Regions from separate parts of the Homo sapiens genome. Here region 2 is linked to region 1. The links are chromatin contacts, found by Hi-C or POLR2A ChIA-PET in ENCODE. All regions are on one chromosome and are shown on one strand. The core of a region is the stretch at or near the end of the contact, and the rest is flanking DNA. Distances in the headings are between cores, read along the strand shown.

Evidence for each region. Hi-C counts contacts between places; a loop is a spot of excess contacts on that map. ChIA-PET counts read pairs that join two places held with the same protein, here RNA polymerase II (POLR2A).
Region 2: a loop to region 1 is called in a map of CD4-positive, alpha-beta memory T cell, with 7 times the contacts of the local background. The contact joins two enhancer-like sites. A Hi-C loop is called at or near these places in 1 of 168 maps with a recorded cell type or tissue (CD4-positive, alpha-beta memory T cell). POLR2A ChIA-PET finds 5 or more read pairs at or near these places in 9 of 52 experiments (A673, OCI-LY7, PC-9 and 6 more).

The regions. Positions count from the first base shown.
Region 1 is chr17:29,741,909-29,746,412 of GRCh38, reverse strand. All of the region lies in intron 3 of SSH2 (slingshot protein phosphatase 2), which reads left to right. Among named protein-coding and RNA genes, the nearest start is that of SSH2-AS1, 100 kb to the right of the region's middle. Within about 2 kb of position 1,657, at least 14 of the 41 ENCODE cell types and tissues checked have a DNase peak (open chromatin) inside an H3K27ac peak, as active enhancers do.
Region 2 is chr17:29,788,080-29,792,348 of GRCh38, reverse strand. All of the region lies in intron 3 of SSH2 (slingshot protein phosphatase 2), which reads left to right. Among named protein-coding and RNA genes, the nearest start is that of SSH2, 140 kb to the left of the region's middle. Within about 2 kb of position 2,700, at least 4 of the 41 ENCODE cell types and tissues checked have a DNase peak (open chromatin) inside an H3K27ac peak, as active enhancers do.

The sequences.
Region 1 (4,504 bases), core at 408-2,907:
CCACACCCGGCTAATTTTTGTTTTTTTTTAGTAGAGGCGGAGTTTCGCTATGTTGGCAAAGCTGGTGTTGAACTCCTGACCTCAGGTGATCTGCCTACCTCAGCCTCCCAAAGTGCTAGGATTACAGGCATGAGACATTGCACCTGGCCTCATCTATTTTTAGGGGGAGCTTTAGTTTGAAAAGTTGGGGTTTCTGTGGCAGGATGTGAATTCTCAATGTAAATCTCTCTTCCTAAGAGATGAGTGAAATAAATGGATTCAAACAACAAATAAAACTGAACCTCTTTGAAGTCCCTTTGAACAGACTTGATATCTATCATTGTGTTAATCCTACCTCTGTGATGCCCTTCCCTCCTCAATAAAATCTCACACTTAATTCTTAAAGTATCCCGTTCCTTAAACATTCTCTTTAAAAACTCTTAAAAGATTTATTGGGTCACATATTCAGAATAACTACTTGCCATTTGTTATTGTACCTAACAGTAATAGTGCAGTGTTTGAAATGAAATGGACCTGAGCTCCAGAGTTCATCATTTATTATCTGTGTGACTTTGAACATATTATATAATCACCCTAAACCTTTTTCCTCATCAGTAAAATGGAACTTATAATACCTATGAGGATTAAATACGATATGGTAGCTTAAATTTTTGCTCATTTTGCTCTTTTGATATGAGCCAAATTATAGGAGAAATAATTAGAGTGGCACACTAGCATGATGGTAAACATTCTGTCATTTCCATCATTATCCTAAATTGCATCTATTCTGTGTAAGAAGTAAGAGATAAAAAAGAAGTACAAGACATGGTTCCTGAAGACAGGATACTCAGTTTGTTGAGGAAATAAGACGTCAATGAAGGGATAAATAAGAGCACAATTTATTGCATGGTAAGTGTCAGATGAACAGTACAATTTGTGCTTTAGAAATTCAGAGAACAGAAGGGTATCATTGTAGCTGGGTGCGGTGGCTCACGCCTGTAATCCCAGCACTTTCAGAGGCCGAGGCAGGCGGGTCACTTGAGTTCAGGAGTTCAAGACCAGCCTGGCCAACATGGTGAAACCCCGTCTCTACTAAAAATACAAAAATTAGCCGGGTGTGGTGATGGGCGCCTGTAATCCCCGCTACTCGGGAGGCTGAAGCATGAGAATCGCTTGAACCCAGGAGGCAGAGGTTGCAGTGAGCTGAGATCCTGCCACTGCACTCCAGCCTAGGTGACAGAAAAAGACTCTGTTTCAAAAAAAAAAAAAGAAAAACGAAAAGAAAATTACTTTGAGCATACTTTGGGTATATCATATGGGCAGAGCATCCGGAGTATCTACTAGGCACATAGCACAGTAACCAGTGTTTGCAGATTTTACATAGTTTATTTAGGAAGGTTGCCAATTTTGCAAGGCCATTGTTATTGAATCAGTACCAGTGACTGTGAGCACAATGTGAAATCCCCACAGGCAACACAAGAACAGAAATCATTAAACTATCTGCTAGTGGCTTTATGGTTTGTTTATTTAAACACACACACACACACACACACACACACACACACACACACACTCAAGTAATCCAAAGCAAAACTTCTTTCTCTTCTTCCTCCAGGTGCTTAGCTTTAGATATTATTATTACATCAGCATCACGTCGTAGGCAGGGTTATTCCCATGACACAGAGGGCTTATAATATTTACAATGGAGTGAGCTATAAGGGGAAGGGTGTGCTGATAGCTATTTTTCCTTGTTGTTATTGGCTTGGTTACTAGTTTAATGGCCTAGTTGCCAATTAATGGCTTAATGTATTTAATGTTCTATATAAGCAATGTACAACTCTTTAGTTTCTAAGTCAAATACACGTGAAAATCACCCTAGTGGATATGAGAATCTTCCATACAAATAGTAAGCCTGTGATTATACATTATCAGTAAAGATCAAGAACTATATAAATGCCATGTTACATTAAGCCCAAATGATAATTTAATGATATTGAGTCAAAAAAGAGATACTGCAGCTACTAAAAAGTTAGAAATTATGCCCTAATACACGCCGGGACCAGCAGGCTCCTCAGCCAACCCTGTCCCTCGGCCTGGCCCTGCCAGAGAGGGACCCCAGCCCATCTTGGGCATCGGCAGGACTCAGCCGCTCCCACCTCCCCACAGAAACCCAGGAGTGTGTGGACGTCTGAGCCCAGCTTCCTGCATCCCCACCCGGCCCACCTGGCCCCTCACCCCCGGCAGCGGGCCAGCTGCGCCCCCCACTCCCCCTCCTACCCCAGCAGGGGCTTCTGGGGCCTTTTCACCTAGAGAAACATTCCCACTGCCCTTTGGCGTCCCTGTACTCTGAGCTGTGAATATTTTTAACCCTGTGAATACGGCCCGCTCTTGTGACACAGAGACTATTTTATCAACTGTCAGCCCCATTCCTTTATGATAGGATTCTCCACAGTGGCTTCCGACTCAGGCTCCAATGGACCAAATAAAAGCGTTTTGTTTTGTAAAAAAAAAAAAAAAAAAAAAAAAGGAAAAAAGAAAAAAGAAATTATGCCCTAATAATGCCTATGCCAAGAAAAATGGCATACTGAAACTAGGTAAGAGAAACTGCATATTTCATAACATTTAGTGATTCTAACCAAATGAATTTAAACCCAGTATAATTTTTTTCAAAATTAAAAGTGAATAATGTAGTAGACTAGCTAGTTATCTCTAATGTAAAGATGAAAAACTATTGCTTTAATCATACTTTTTTTATTGTTTCCCCTTGGAAGTGCTTGAGTACATTTGTTAAGAACACGCTTTAATCCTGGTTATTAGTGTGCCGGGGCTTATTCACCCCTGTGGCTCTCCCATAGTCAGTCCCAGTTATCGTAGTCTACTATGCCCATGCTACTGGAATTTTCTCTTCTTGTTTTGTTGCTACTTTAGATGCTTGGAGAAATTCTCAGGAAGGCCATATGCCCCATTTGTCAGAAAATGATAGTGTCATAATGAAAAAGTTCGTTATGCTTAAAAAAAAAACAAATCTAGCCTCTTCCTCAATTAGAATCAAAATCAACAAATAAATATTGAATGTCAGTGCTCTTCTTTATGGCAATCTTATAAATAACTTCAGGAGAAATTTCCAAATGGAGAATCCCCTAGGCATTTAAAAAAAGAACTCTCTACCATTATATACAGTAAAGTTGATAATGAACTCAGCTTAAAAATGAACTTCTGTGCTATGCATGGTGGTCACGCCTGTAATCCCAGCACTTTTGGATTGCTTGAGGCCAGGAGTTCAAGACCATCTTGGCCAACATAGTAAAACCTCACCTCTACTAAAAATACAAAAATTAGTTCAGCGTGGTGGGACATGCCTGTAATCCCAGCTACTCAAGAGGCTGACGCATGAGAGTCCCTTGAACCCGGGAGGTGGAGGTTGCAGTGAGCTGATATCACGCTACTGAACTCCAGCCTGGACGACAGAGTGAGACTGTGTCTCAAAAAATCAAAAGAAGGCTGGGCACAGGGGCTCACGCCTGTAATCCCAGAACTTTGGGAGGCTGAGGTCGGCGGATCACTTGAGGTCCGGAATTCAAGACCAGCCTGGCCAACATGGTGAAACCCCGTCTCTACTAAAAAATACAAAAATTAGCTGGGCATGGTGGGCAGGTCTGTAATCCTAGCTTCTCGGGAGGCTGAGGCAGGAGAATTGCTTGAACCCGGGAGGCGGAGGTTGCAGTGAGCTGAGATCATGGCACTGCACTCCAGCCTGGGTGACAGAGTGGGACTCCATCTCAAAAAACAAAAAATGAACTAACCAGGCACAGTGGCTCATGTCTGTAATACCAGCACTTTGGAAGACTAAGGCGGGAGAACTGCTTGGGCCCAAGAGTTCAAGACCAGCCTGGGCAACATAGTGAGACCTCACCTCCACAAAAAATTGAAAAGAAAAAAAAAAAAAAAAAAACTGGGTGTGGTGGCACATACCTCTCGTCCTAACTACCCAGGAGGCTGACCCAGGAGGATTGTTTGAGCCCAGGAGGTCAAGGATTCAGTGAGCTGTGATTGTGCCACTGCACTCCAGCCTGAGTGACAGAGCAAGAACCTGTCTCAAAAAAAAAAAAAAAAAGAAGAACTTGCCCTGGGTGAGTGATTTTTTTTTTGTTTGTTTGGTTTTTTGTTTGTTTTTAACCGAACTAGTCTTATCAGTGAAGCAACCGGGCCAGTGGCTCACACCTGTAATCCCAGCACTTTGGGAGGCCAAGGCAGGTGGATCACAAGGTCAGGAAATCGAGACCATCTTGTTGAACACGGTGAAAACCCTGTCTCTACTAAAAATACAAAAAATTAATCGGACATGGTGGCACACGCTTGTAATCCCAGCTATTTGGAAGCCTGAGGCAGAAGAATTGTTTGAACCCGGGAGGCGGAAGTTGCAGTGAGCCAAGATTGCACCACTGCACTCCAGCCTGGTCAACAGAGCAAGACTCCATCAAAAAAAAAAAAAAAAAAAAGAAAAAAAAATGAGATTGCTGGCTGG
Region 2 (4,269 bases), core at 1,451-3,950, 45 kb before region 1:
AAGCTCTCTGAGTCAATTTCAAGCTTTATATATTGACTCAATATCCACTGGAATAATGTTGTTCCAAAAAATTACCTAATGATGAGGCAATGGAAGTCATTCTCTTATTCACAGTACTGAATTGTCAAGCCATTAAGAACTATAAAGGCCAGGCGCGGTGGCTCACACCTGTAATCCCAGCACTTTGGTAGGCCAAGAGTCTGAGAACAGCCTGGCCAACCTGGTAAAACCCCATCTTTAATAAAAATACAAAAAAAAATTAGCCAGGCATGGTGGTGCATGCCTGTAATCCCAGCTACTCAGGAGGCTGAGGCAGAAAAATCACTTGAACCCAGGAGGTGGAGGTTGCAGTGAGCAGAGACCACACAACTGCACTCCAGTCTGGGCAACAAAGTGAGACTCTGTCTTACTAAAAAAAAAAAAAAAAAAAAGAGGAAGAAGAAGAATCATAAAGACCTGTTTTTAAGTTTTTGGCAATACTTTGTCACTTTGACCAGCAGAGGGTTTTTGCAGGCTTCTTCTATTCACAAGAGGATTACTTATAAAAATAAGAAATGAAAAAAACCTAGTAGCAACTATTAAAAAATCAAAATTTGCTAATCTGTTATAATGTCTTACATTTAGTGTGTTTGCCAAGCTATTTCTAAATCTAAAGGCTTTAGTCCGACTCGAAGCAAAGAAACTTATCTTACCTGCCAGTTGAATGCCCCTTGTAGCTATACGGTATGTAAGAGATTGATTTTTGTATGTTTGACTGCTACAGATTGTTCAGAGTTCTCCATCACTCACCACAGAATAAACCAGCATTGAATCATTTCATTAAGCATGCCTGAACTCATCTTGTCAGTTTGTGGGTTCAAATGTAGCTTGTAGTAGGAAATTAAATAGTAAACAGCATATCATTAAAACTAAAGGCCAGTTCCAGGTAACAAAGAAGACATTGCATTAATAATCTGTTATTTTTGCCAGGGGCAGTGGCTCATGCCTGTAATCCCAGCATTTTGGGAGGCTGAGGCAGACGGATCACATGAGGTCAGGAGTTCAAGAGCAACCTGGCCAACATGGTGAAACCCCATCTCTGCTAAAAATACAAAAAATTAGCCGGGTGTGGTGGTGCATGCCTGTAGTCCAGCTACTCAGGTGTCTGAGGCAGGAGAATTGGTTGAATCCTGGAGGTGGAGGTTGCAGTGAGCCGAGATCAAGCCACTGCACGCCAGCCTGGGCAGCAGAGCAAGACTCCGTCTCAAAAATTAATAATAATAATAATAATAAATCTTAACCAAATGCCATTTATTGACAAAGTCATAAAAATAATCTTTCAGACCAGGTGCAGTGGCTCACACCTGTAATCCCAGCACTTTGGGAGGCCATGTGGGTGGATCACCTGAGGTCAGGAGTTTGAGACCAGCCTGGCCAACATGGCGAAATCCTGTCTCTACTAAAAATACAAAAATTAGCTGGGTGTGGTGGCATGAGCCTGTAATCCCAGCTACTCAGGAGGCTGAGGCAGGAGAATCACTGGAACTCGGGAGGCAGAGGTTGCAGTGAGCTGAGATTGCGCCACTGCAATCCAGCCTGGGCAATAGAGCAAGACTCTGTCTCAAAAAAAAAAAAAAAAATCTTTCAGTACAATTAGACCAAACTATGATGGCTTTGTTCACAGATAACAACCATAACTACAAAAATAGATAAATTAGACTACATCAAAATTTCAAACTTCTGTGCATCAAAAGACACTATCAACAGAGTGAAAAGGCAACCCATGGAACAGAAGAAAATATTTGCAAATCATAAGGGGTTAAATCCAGAATGTGGATATAAAGAACTACAGCTCAATAAAAACAAAACCCTAGTCAGTCCACTATAACAAAATACCTAGACTGGGTGGCTGAAACAACAGACATTTATTTCTCACAGTCCTGGAGGCTGGGAAATCTAAGATCAAGGTGCCAGAATGTTCATGTGAGGGTGTTCTTCCGGGCTTGCAGACAGCCACCTTCTCTCAGTGTTCTTACTTGGTGGGGAGAAAGAAAGAGAGAGCACGTTCTGGTCTCTTCCTATTCTTTTAAGGACACGTCATGGGGGGCTCACCATCATGACCTCATCTAACCCTAACTACCTCCCAAAGGCCTCGCCTCACTTTCGAGGGTAGGGCTTCAACATATGAATTAGCAGGGGGCACAAGCATTAAGTCCATAATATTTTGCCCGGGAACCCACAAAATTCATGTTCTCATACACAAAATATATTCATTCCATCTCAACATCTTTAAAAGACAAAACATTCCAGCATCAGTTCTGAAGCCTAAAGTCCAAAGTTTTATATCATCTAAATCAGATACAAGTAAGACCAGGAATGATTCATTCTGAGCCAACATTCCTCTCCAGCTGTGAACCTGTGAAACCAGGTAAATTAAGCACTTCCAAAATACCATGGTGAGGTAAGCATAGGATAGATTTCCTATCTCAAAAGGTAGAAATCAGAAGGAAAGTAGGACTGATAGGTCCCAAATAAGTTTAAAACTTAGCAAGGCAAATCCCCTTAGGTCTTAAGACTTGAAAATAATCCTTCTTGGTTTGATGCTCTGCTCTCCAGATGCACTTGAGTGGCAGCGTCACCCTCATTGCTTCATGTGGTGGCCCTGCCCCTTCAGCTCAGTGGAGTGCCATCCACAGGGCTCTCTGCAAGAGCCCTGCCCACACAACTCTGCTTGCCAGTGGTCCTAGCCTTTGAAACTGAAGTGAAGACAGCCTGCTCCCTGATCGCCACCCATGGTGGGTGTGATGAGAGTAGAAGCCCTGATGATCATCACTGAATTGCCTTTGGGGGGATCCTTCTTCCCCTTTCTTGAAGGATAATGCGTAGTCACAGTCTTCCTTTATTCCATTTCATTTTCTCTGTTTCCCTTAGTCCTAGCTGGCAGTATTTCTGTTTGCATAATCCCTTCTCTATCCTGGCTTCTATTGAGATGGCTGATTAGGCCTGTGGTTCACACCAACACTACCCTCCTTATATGGTCAGTCAGCCACACTGTTGGTGTTCCCTTCCAAACATGCTTTCTCATTTTTTGCAATATGCACAGGCAGAGAATGTTCCAAGTAAGTTCTGGTTCCCTTTTGCTTAACTATTCCTTCTGCAATTCATTTCTCTCTTTTTGCATTTTATTATAGCAGCCAGAAGGAGCCAAACCACTCCTTCACCACTTTGCTTAGAAACCACTGTAGTTGAATGTCCAATTCCACTGTTGCAAGTTCTACCTTCCACAAAATACTAGAACACAAACACAATCCAGCCCAAGTTCTTTGCCACTTTATAACAAGGATTGCCTTTTCTCCATTGTCCACTAACATGTTTCTTGTTTCCATCTGAGCCTTCGTCAGAAAGGGCTTTTCCATCCATATTTCTACAAATATTCTGTTCGTGGTTCTTTATGTATTCTCTAAGAAGATGGAAGCATTTTCTCCAGATCTCCTCTATCCTTTCTGAGCACTCACCAGAATTGCCTTTAGCAATCCCTTCATGGCAATCTTGGCTTTTTCTAGCATGCACTTCAAAACTCTTCTACCCATTACCTGGTTTCAAAGCCTCAGCACCCCATTTCTCAGGACCAATATCTGTATTAGTCAGGGTTCTTTAGAGAAATAGAACCAAAAAGGGTATCTCATAGAGATAGATAGATATATATAGAGAGAGGGAGAGAGGGAGGGAGGAAGGGAGGAAGGGAGGAAGGGAGGGAGAGAGTGAGGGAAAGAAAGAAAAAAGAGAGAGAAAGAAAGAAAGAAAAGAAAGAAATTGATTCTAAGTAAATGGTTTACATTATTGAGGCTGAGAAGTCCCAAGATCTGTAGGCTGGAAACCCAGGAGAACTAATGGTATAGTTCCAGTCCAAGTCCAAAGGCTTAAAGAACTAGGAGAGCCAATGGTGGCTCAGTCCACCATTTGCTGAGTCCAAGTCTGAGTCCGAAAATAGAAGACCAATGTCCTTGCTCAAAGGCAGAAGGAGGAACTTCTCCCTTATTCAGCCTTTTGTTCTATTCAGGCCTTCAATAGATTGAGTGAGGACTACCCACACTGGAGAGGACAGTCTGCTTTACCCAGTCTACTGATTCAAAGGTTAATATTATCCAGAAACACCCTCACAGATAAGCCGAGAATAATATTTAACCAAATACTGGACATCCTGTGACCCAGTCAGGTTGATGGTTGACACATAAAATTAACCATCATACAACCCAATTAAAAAATAAGCAAAGAACTTGAATAGACATT